Linked DNA regions of Homo sapiens: region 2 is linked to region 1. Evidence: read pairs that join two places in POLR2A ChIA-PET (ENCODE). Cell type or tissue: HepG2. All regions are shown on one strand. Each heading gives the region's core, and the rest is flanking DNA. Links, peaks and the distances in the headings are about the cores only.

Region 1 (5,387 bases), core at 125-5,124:
ACGCTAAAACCTAAATACAATAGGATTAGTACATACGTAGTGCAAATTATAGTCTATACTTGAAAACCGATGGCCAAAATACTTTAAGGAATCTTGAAAACCATTAGAATTATTGGCATTTGATTTTGTCATTTTCTCTGCATCCCTGACCCACCAAAGTAGTCTCCTTCACTTGTTTTAGCTTGGCCAATCCTTTATATGCATAAATACATCCTCCTCCAGAAAGGCCTCCCTAATGCAGTGAGATGGCAGCACTATTACCTGCACTTCTACCATTTAATGGACACTCATGTTATTCATTTTTATGTAAATATTAATTTTCCAAACTGACTGCATGATCCTTGAAGACAGGGATTTTGCCTCATCCTTCTTCTTATCCCTACTCCTCCAGCATCCAACAGGGTGCCCTACAGTCCATCATGGCATGTGAATGAACACTTAATGATTGACAAGCAGTCAAAGTGAATGTCCAACTAGTGCTACGTGATCATTTTCATTTCTTATACTGCTTATGAAAACTGTTGATAAGATACTAATCAAAAACATATTTCATTGAAAAGAGACCATTTGCAATATATGTTACCCTTCCTGTTGAATTTCGGGGACCTTGATGTTACTCAAATTTAGACAAGAATGACCAACTCATTTCAAGATAGCTATAGATATGGATATGGATATAGATATATACACATATACACATGCACCAGAAAGGCAAGAGGTGGTGCATTAGAACAAACACGGGACTGGAATTTGGGAGATGCCAATCTCATATCAGCACTGCTCCCATCTCCTTATGAGGCCTTCCTTAGCCATTTCATACCTTTGCACTTCAGCTGAAGGAAATATACTACATGATCTCTAAAGTCTCTTCAACCCCAAAAGTTCTACTAGTTGTGTTTTCTTTATTTATGAAGGAGTGGAATCCAAGAAGACAAATATAACCCTTGCTTCAACTCTTGCTTCCTCACTGTGCTCAATAAATATGTATTCACAATGATGTTATGCCACATGTCTAATCTTGAAGTTGACTTATGGTCCACCCAGAGGGAGGAAATATGTGAAAGGATTATTAAGGGATAAGAGAAGGAGCTAACAACAGAAGACATTGTGGAAAGTTATCTATTCATTCATCAAGCATGTGTTTAGGACCTACTACATGAGAAATTGGGTTAGATCCAGGAGATCTGAAGGAGGCACAGTCCTTGCTTTTATGGAACTCCTAGATTGATACTTAGAACATTTCATTCAATTGGGAGAAAATAGTGGAGGTGATTTTGCTTTTCATTGAGGTAAACCCTACCAAAAACATTTCATTATTATTAGCTCTTCTTCCATTCATATTTTGTGCATCTGACTTTCTTTCTTTCTTTCTTTTTTGAGATGGAGTCTCGCTTCTTCGCCCAGGCTGGAATGCTATGGCCCAATCTCGGCTCACTGCAACCTCCCCCTCCCAGGTTCAAGCAATTCTCCTGCCTCAGTCTCCCAAGTAGCTGGGATTACAGGCATGTGCCAGCACTCCTGGCTAATTTTTGTATTTTTAGTAGAGACGGGGTTTCACCATGTTGGCCAGACTGGTCTCAAACTCCTGACCTCAAGTGATCTGCCTGCCTCAGCCTCCCAAAGAGCTGAGATTACAGGTGCGAGCCACCGCACCCAGCTGACTTTCCTTCTTTCTAATATTCTAAAGAGTACTGGACTCTGATCCAGCATCCCCGGTTTCTAGTTTCAGTTCAGCTGCAAACTGTGTGATCTTAGGCAACAAGGCCAACCCCCAATGCTTAGTTACCACATCTCTTCAAAGAGTACCGAACACTTGTTCCTCATGCCTCAAGCAATTTTTATCAGGACGTAAAGGTATTCAGGACAACAAAAAAAGTGTATAAGAACTATATTATATAAGATGATTTTATTAACTAGTCAACAATGATGTCATTCACCCATCTGAAGTTGCCTCTTCTCCCTCAAAGGGAAAAATATGAATGTTTAAGTTTTTTTATACAGTAATTTATTTTGCAAGTTGCATTTTTCCTTTAGTATACTGGTTTATTTTCTGCATTTTGAAGAACAATTAATCTAGTTGCTCATCAAATTACTGTACAACTTTATATATTATATTATTTCATTTCCTTATTCCAACTCAGAAAGTATGGAGATCTATTTCTATGGAATGAGGAAGGAGGATATGCTAAGTTTATTTAATAAAGACTCATGAAAATTTATCCAAAAAAATTTCCCTTCTAGGTCACAAAAATATGATCTCCTGCAAATAGCTGAATCTAAAAGACCCATCAGATGATCAGAGAGTCACTGAAAATGCTTACTAAACCAACCCTTACTCTAGAAATCAGGAAAAGAAAGAAAACTTGAAGAAGCTCAGATTTGACAATTCTGACATTTGGAAAATCAAGTCAGCAAAGAAAGCTGCTGTCAAAGAATGTGAGCAAGGCCATTTACAATGTAACCATACCTACTCATTCAGCTCTGTATCCATTCACTCTCTCCTTCAACATTCATTGAGCATCAAGCATGTGAAAGTGCTGCACTTGGTACTGAGCAGAACACCAGGCTCTCACTGAATGCTCTCATCACTGGTGGAACGGTCTATTAGCAAAATCGCAGAGCAGTGGAAAATATTAAAGCAAGATAACACCGAATTGAACAAAGCCACCTTTGAAACGCAACCTTTTAATATCAGGTTGAACAGCTCTTCCTATTTGCCCATCTGCTAACCTTTAAAAGATTCCTCTCATTGCTGATACGGCCAGTTGCCCCAGCCTGCCTTCAATAGTGCACAAAGGGCATCTTTGTTTTCCTCCCAGTGAACTCAGAGGCCAACCCAGGGAACAGTGAAATATCCAGGATGGAAATGAGGTGTCTCCGTGACAGCGGACTCCTTCTTTTGCCCCCATTTATCGAGATCAACATGACTGAGTCACCAGTAGATGAAACCAATGATTGTTTTACTCGGACTTCCCCAGAGTCACCCCCTGAGTCAGTGGGTAAACTGGGGTAAGAACCCAGCCTTGTCCTATGAGGCTGAGCGGGTCTACTATATTTATCCAGGGTCTCATGATTCTTAGTGCTTTTGCTCTGCCCTCTAATTTGCACTGTGCCTGCTATAATATCTAAACGGGAAGTTGCCAGCTAGAATGGTCATTATCCGAGAAATCTATTTAAACATGTTTATAAGGTCAAATGAAGTGGGTGGTGGATAAGCTAGACAGAAAACAAAAGCTTTGGCTCAGCATAGCCAGTGAGGCTAAAGCTAAAGAGAGAAGTGTTTTCATGTTGAATTTGCACATGGTAGAAAAAGGCAGTCTAAGCATAATTATATATAAATGCAGGAATGAGCAGTCAAAATATTAAAACGACCAAATGATTTCTATTTAAGAAGCTGGACAATGGAATTGACTTATGGTAAGTCAAGGGACTGTCTGTTTGAGGCAGCATGCCGGTATAGCAGAGCCCAAGATCAAATTTTGGAAAAGCTCCTAGTGTATCCCAACCAGTGGGAAGAGCTGGGATGATCAAGAAAGATGCCCAGAATCAACCAAAAATGACCTGGGGGAGACTTCACAATGGAATAGTGAATACTATTGAACAAGAGGGAAATAAGGAGGTGAGAAAAACACCTAATATCTCTGGGAGCCCAAGCTGGGATTCTTGTATATTTAAGACTTTGAAGAACAGCTCTCTGTACCAAAGAAATCCACATCTTAGAGTTAGGAGTCAACCATTTCATTATGTGACTGACCTCCAGGCTCTGCCAAGCCATTCTTCAACATCAAAGAGGAGGGAAGAGGGGAAAAGAAACTATTGTCATACGTCACTTAATGGTAGGGATACATTCCTTCTGAAATGCATCATTTGGCGACTTTGTCCTTGTGTGAACATCATAGTGTACTTACACAAACCTAGATGGTATAGCCTACTATACACCTAGGATATAAGGTATAGCCTATTGCTCCTACCCTACAAACCTGTACAGCATGTTACTGTACTCAATATTGTAGGCAATTATAACACAATGGTAAGCATTTTTGAATCTAAACATAGAAAAGATACAGTAAAAATACAGTATAAAACATTAAAACGGGTACCCTTGTATAGGGCACTTACCGTGATTGGAGCTTGCAGGCCTGGAAGATGTTCTGGGTGAGTGAGTGAGTGAGTGGTGAGTGAATGTGAAGGCCTAGGACATTACTGTACACAACCGTAGACTTTATAAACACTGGACACTTAGGCTACACTAAATTTATTTAAAATTTTTTTCTTTCTTCAATAATAAATTACCCTTAGCTTACTGAAACTTTTTTACTTTATAAACTTTTTAATTTTTTTAACTTTTTGACTCTTTTGTAATAACGTTTAGCTTAAAACACGAATACATTGTACAGCTGTACAAAAATATTTTCTTTCTTTATATCTTTACTCTATAAGCTTTTTTCTATTAAATTCTTTTTTACTTTTTAAACTTTTTTGTTAAAAACTAAGACACAAATGCAAACATTAGCCTAGGCCTACACAGGGTCAGGATCATCAATATCACTGTCTTCCACTTCCACATCTTGTCCCACTGGAAGGTCTTCAGAGGCAGTTACACGCGTGAAGCTGTTGTCTCCTACGATAACAATGCCTTCTTCTGGAATACCTCCTAAAGGACCTTCCTGAGGCTGTTTTACAGTTTTTTTTTTAAATAAGTAAAAGGAGTACTCTAAAATAGTGATGAAAATTATGTATAAGTCAGTAACGTTGTTTATTATCATTTTTAAGTATTATGTACATGTACAATGCATAATAGTTGTGCTAGACTTTCTTTTTCTTTTTTTTTTTCTTTTTGAGACAGAGTTTTGCTCTGTCACCCAGGCTGGAGTGCAGTGGCACAGTTGTGGCTCATTGTAGCCTCAAACTTCTGAGCTCAAGTGATCCTCCCATGTTAGTCTCCTGAGTAGCTGGGATTACAGGCACATGCCACTGTTCCCTACTGGTTTTTTCATATGAGACCACCGTCCTACATGTGGACCATCACTGGGCAAAGCATCATTATGCAGTGTGTGACTGTATCTCCTTATTCCTGTTTCTGAGAAACAGGGATATGAGTCGGTGAGGCTTTCGGTGGCAAAGAGAAGTGTAGCATCTGAGAATGCTTCCCACACATTCTGCATGAGCTTGGATGCTAGTTTACAAAGATCAAGCAATTAAATAGATTCTATGCCACTGAAAGAAATCTGGTATGGCTACTGTTGGAAAATTTGATACACGTGTGCATAGAGTCATTAAATCATAGAGAATAGTTAGTGTTTCTTATTTTATTATGAATTAAATTAATTTAATGACCTCCTTTCCAAACAAAATTTACTTAGCAATGTTATTTCTTCCTGGAACTT
Region 2 (5,387 bases), core at 261-5,260, 88 kb after region 1:
GACACTTTATTTTAATTATTACCTTTGGAATATCATAAGGCACAAAAATCTCTCCTTCATTGAGGGGCCTAACCTAAGTAATCAAGACATGAGGGACCCAGAAAAAAGGAGGCCAGTGGTATTTTTCAACAAAAATTATAATTTTTTTCTCCATGTTAATGGATAATTAATAGCACCTAATATAATACCTTGAACATATTAGGTGCTCAAGAAATTGCTGAACTAGTGAATATTAAGAAATTATATTGTCTTTCTGTCTATGCAGGGCTCAGGATTTCATATGCAGTGAATAAAAACCTCACTAATAATATTCCTTAAGAATATAATTAATAAAATAGTATTAAAATTTTTGTTCATGGTTTCTTGAACAAGAAACATGTTCTAGAACACAAATGTTTACACAAATGTAGAAGAGAGAGATGTTAAAAGGAGGGGAAATGCTTAGGAATTAGTAGACCATCAGAAAAATAATTCCATTTTCTTAAGACCTGTGTTCTTTGGAAACATGTTCTAGCACAGAGTAATTATTCTCTTTTACAACATATGTCACATGGATTCATGTGCACACACACACACTTATACAAACCACAAACAGGCATTTCTTGACATTTTAAGCCATTCCAGATTGGCTCAATTCCAGTTAATCATATTAAGATGCCAAGAAAATTAAGTATTAAGGATACAGTCTGGTCTTTCTTGAACTTACTTACTTGTTCTTAAAAAAAAGAAGAAGAAGAAGAAGAGGAAGATATGGCAGGGTGTAGCTGACTCTTCCTTCCTGTCAGCAGACAGTATAATTATGTCTTCTTGCTTTTGCTCAAGCAATACCTCTACCATGAATAAGAAGAGGGGTCAGCAGAGGATCTCAAACCTATGGTGAGAAGGTGTGGCCACGTGTGCTATCCCTGAGATTTAAAGTGCTAGGACAAGGCCACTGATCGAGACACTTGTGAGTCTCTCAACCCTGAGTCGTCTAGGGGGTGCCAGTAGCATTTGAGATGTTGTGCCAAAGAATTATTAGGAACCAAAATATTAAAATTGATCCCATGTGAGCGTAAAATTCAATCTTCTTAACTTTTGAAGGAGAGATGCTTCTTTTACAATTCTACCATTTTCATTGCCAGTAATTGCACACTGGATCAAGAGACTGATGAGAAATAGAATTGGAAACCTGGAGATAATTTAAGAATAACTTAGATAACTAGACCCAGTCTTTGAAGAAGAACTCTATGGGAAAGGTCTTTAATAATCTTAAGTCCTTGGACACCACCACAGAAAAAGAAAACACCACTTAGGTTTACATGACATCTGAAAAGTCAACTATGTCAGCTTGAATCGATTTTTTTTACAGCCATTTTCACAAGTGATTTAAGTTGCTAATTAATTGGCAAATGTTCAATTCCCATTCAGTCCAGTTATCTAGGTCAGGAGAAATAAACATGTCAATGCAACCAGCAGAGAAAGAATTAGAGAAGTCCTTTATTGCTCTATGAAACATATTCCTTTGCTATGGTGAACTAAATAGCATACTTATCACGCTCAACTCTCAGAGTTTAAAAGTAGTCAAATTTCCTACTTAGTATGTAGCCTTATGTGTTAAATCTGATTTAAGACAAACTCCTTAGATAAGATTTAATGTCCAAGAGCCTTCTTCTAAAGATTTTAGAAAATCAAATAAATAAATGGTGATAAAGATACATAGATAGTTAGAATAAATGCATGCATGCAGGAACTATCTAAAGATTAGATCCCAGGTTAAAGAAATGAAATACATTTGTCTTTTTCCAAATTCATTAATTTGTTTATTAAGTCATTCCATACATTTTATTAAATGCTAGTCACTGTTGTAGGCATTTGGAATGAAGTGATGACCCAGAAAACGAAGACTTTTCTGTGCTCTCATTGGAGCTTCTAGTCTCATGGAAGAGATTGCCAATAATTAGATAATCTTATAAATAATACAAAATTCATCACTGGGTCAAGTGACTACAAATGGTATAAAACCAGATAGGAGGATCTGAAATAGCTACGGAGATCAGGAAAGTCTTCTCTAAGAAGTGATGCATAGGTTAGGTTTGAAAAGGAATAGCACAGGCATTAACTAGGTAAAGAGGAGAAATGATATTCCAGGTAGAGGTAACTGCATGTACAAAGACCATACGGCAAGAGAAAGCAAAGAGTGTAGAGATTAAAAGAAAACTAACGGACCATTGTTAACAGGAGCTAGATGCAAGACAGGGCTGGAGAGCACACAATTGTTGAATTTTGTCTGCACCTTATAAGCAATGAGAAGCCACTGAGTTTGTAAGCAGGAGGGTGAAATGATCAGAATTATAGTTTTGTAACCATCAGTCTGGATGTAGTGTGGGGACTGGATGAGATAGAGCCGAGAGGGGTTATGGAGAAACTCACAGTATGTCAGGAATAAGCTACTGCTTTTACTTGGCAATGATGGGAGTTTAGATCAGGATGGTGCCAGTGGAGATGGATCAAAGGAAAAATGATCATGACTTGAACTGGATTTGAAGAAAGAAAAGGGTATATGGAATAGGCTTATGCAGTAAAAGTAACTGCTTGTTGGGGCGGGGGGATTAAAACAACCGCAATACTCCACAAGGCCAAATACTGCTCATGACTCAGGCAACTGGCATTCTAAGTGTAAATAAGTCTAAAGACAGAATTGTGAATATTTTATGTTGCTCTGAGGCCTCACACTTGCCTCCCAGAGCTAATCTAAGACAAAATTCTAAGAAACTATGGAAGTCCTCTTTCTGGTTAAGCTATAGAAAGACATAAACATTGTCATTTTCATCATAAAAAAAGAAAACAATAAGCTAAAAATTATATATTTCTTTAAAGTCATCAAACAGCAATAGACACACACACAAAGTTTAAATAAACGAATTCCAGTAATGAGCATACCCTTCAAAGACGAGCAAAAAGTGGTAACTCTTTTCATACTCAGGGCAAGTTGCCTTGCTTGAGTACAGGCAGGAGGAAGAGCAGCCCTGACATGAGATAAAGTTTGCTGGAATGAGGAGAAATCAGCCAAACTTTCAACAATGGTGTGGGCTAATGTGAAATACTGGAATCTGAAAGACTCCCAAACACAAAAATAAATCTCTCGGAACAACAGTTCTCCCCCGTGGGAATTTTGCGGAATCAGTGGCAGTTGGGGCAGAGCTGGAAAGTAGAGAGAGCTCCCCAACCCTTGTGCTGCTTACATTCCAGAGCGTTTCTGAAGTTGAATCCAGAGGTGAAATTAAACTCACTAGCGCTATACCAAATACCCTTCTAGTTCTAATCTTGAAAGGACCAAAGAGATTAGCCCTGTAGACAGATGTGAAACAAGAAGTTGGGGGGTTACGCTGAAAGGCCAAGAGAAATCTTCATAATCTCACTAGCAAGAAGTAAACTGAAATTAATTAATCTTTTCTCCCAGTCTCAGCTCTGCTAAACTCCATGATAGGATATGGATAAAAATATCTTTCCCAAGCTTTTGCACTGAAGAAAGGGAAGGTTCTCTCTAGGAAAAATAAAACAAAAATAAAGAATCTAGTCCCTATTGGTCTCTCATTTAAAATGTCACACACACACACACACACACACACACACACACACGATGAGACATGTAAAGAAGAATGAAAATATGACCCATAATCAAAAAAAGAAAACAGTCAATAGAGGCAGGCCCACTGATGACTGGATATTGCAGTCAGTAGGTCTCTAAAATAAATATCTTAAATATGTTACAGAATTTAGAAATAAAGTTGGACACAATAGGTGAACAGAGAAGAATTTTATTGGAGAAACTGAAGCTCTAAAGAAGACCCAAAGAGAAATTATAGAATAGAAGAATTTTTCTGAAACAAAGAATGCAGGGAATAAACTTGAGAACAGACTGGAAGCAAAAGAAGGATTAGAAACATGAAGGATGAGGAACTCAATAAAAAATAACCAAAGTTAAGTACAAAAGGAAAAAAGAATTAAAATATTGAACACAGTGTCAAAGACACATGGGTTAATGGCAAAAGAACTACCATAAATAAATATGTAACTGAAACTCTCAGAATATATTTTCCCTTCAAAATGGAATTCAATTAGAAATTAAAAATAAAATGATGACTAGAAAATCCTCAATTATTTAGAAATTAAGTCGTATACTTCTAAATAAGCCTTGGATCAAAGAAGAAATGACAACAAAATTTATAAAATAATTTGTACTGAGTAATAATGAAACCAGAACATATCAAAATTTGTGGGATATAGCTGAAGCAGTACTTAGAGGAAAAGTGATAGCTTTAAATGCATATACCAGGAAAGAAGAATTATGTAAAACCAAGAATAAAAGGTATCAAGATTGATGAGGGAGAAATAATAGTAGCTTTTTGCAAACAGTATAACTATATATGTTGAAAATCTAAAGGAAACGACAAACTACTGGGACTACCAGGATTACTGAGTGAATTTAGCCAGGTCATGGGATACGATGGCAATATACGAAAATCAACTGGACATTTTTCTGTAGAGATGGGATCTAGTTGTGTTGCCCAGTCTGATCTCAAACTCCTGCCTCAAATGATCCTCCCTCCTCAGCCTCCCAAAGCATGGGAATCACAGGTGTGAACCACCACACCTGCCCCATTGTACTTCTTTTGTACCCTAGCAACAAAAATAAATTGGAAAATGAGAAAGTTTTTAAGTCATTTATAATAGCTCGAAATGATTCAAACATCTAAGAATAAAATTTTAAAAATATACGCAAGTCCTCTATGCTTGTAAACTACAAAATTATTGCTGAGAGAAATTTTAAAAGACCTAAATAAGTGGAGAAATATACCACATGCAAAGATTAAAGAATTCATTATTGATAAGATATTCATATTTCCAAATTACTCTATAGATTATACATAATATCAATCAAACCCCTAGCAGGTTTCTTTGCAGATTTTGAAACTTGTAGTGTTGCATCAATTAAGATAATGTGTTGGCACAAGGAAAAGCAAATAGATCAATGAAAAAAAAATAGCATCCATGAATAGACTCATTTACATATAATCAATTGATTTTCAACAAAATTCAGTGTAATTCATCGCAAAAATACCAATAGTGCTATAACAGCAAATGGTGCTGGAACAAATGTACGTCTGTATAGAAAAAAAACTGATGTTAGTATCCTACATTATAGCATGCAAGAAATTATTTTGGGATGATTATAGATCTAAATGCCAAAAATAAGTCTAAAGCTTCTAGAAAAAAACCAAAAGAATATCATTATGACTGGGATAGTCAAAGATTTTTTTTAGTCAGAATACCAAAAGCACTAACAGAGAGAAAAATAATGTTTACTTTCATCAAAATTAAAAGCTTCTGCTCATTAAAGATAC

The links. ChIA-PET counts read pairs that join two places held together with the same protein. Peaks named below come from ENCODE experiments on the same cell type or tissue, not always from the same donor. Only the 100,000 strongest peaks of a DNase experiment are listed, where the experiment ranks them.
Region 2: POLR2A ChIA-PET joins it to region 1 with 8 read pairs; 2 of 35 experiments call an interaction of 5 or more read pairs at or near these places.

What each region holds. Positions count from the first base shown.
Region 1 is chr5:38,145,682-38,151,068 of GRCh38, reverse strand. The region is part of intron 2 of LINC02107 (long intergenic non-protein coding RNA 2107); the gene reads right to left. LINC02119 (long intergenic non-protein coding RNA 2119) reads right to left here and starts at 2,589. Exons shown (of 2, transcript NR_134272.1): 1 at 2,468-2,589. RefSeq lists a silencer at 2,708-3,002. In HepG2, for the core only: no CTCF peak of the experiment used is centred there; DNase peaks (open chromatin) are centred at 1,758, 2,748 and 3,838; H3K4me3 peaks cover 876 bases.
Region 2 is chr5:38,057,790-38,063,176 of GRCh38, reverse strand. All of the region lies in intron 2 of LINC02107 (long intergenic non-protein coding RNA 2107), which reads right to left. Among named protein-coding and RNA genes, the nearest start is that of LINC02107, 35 kb to the right of the region's middle. In HepG2, for the core only: no CTCF peak of the experiment used is centred there; a DNase peak (open chromatin) is centred at 2,626.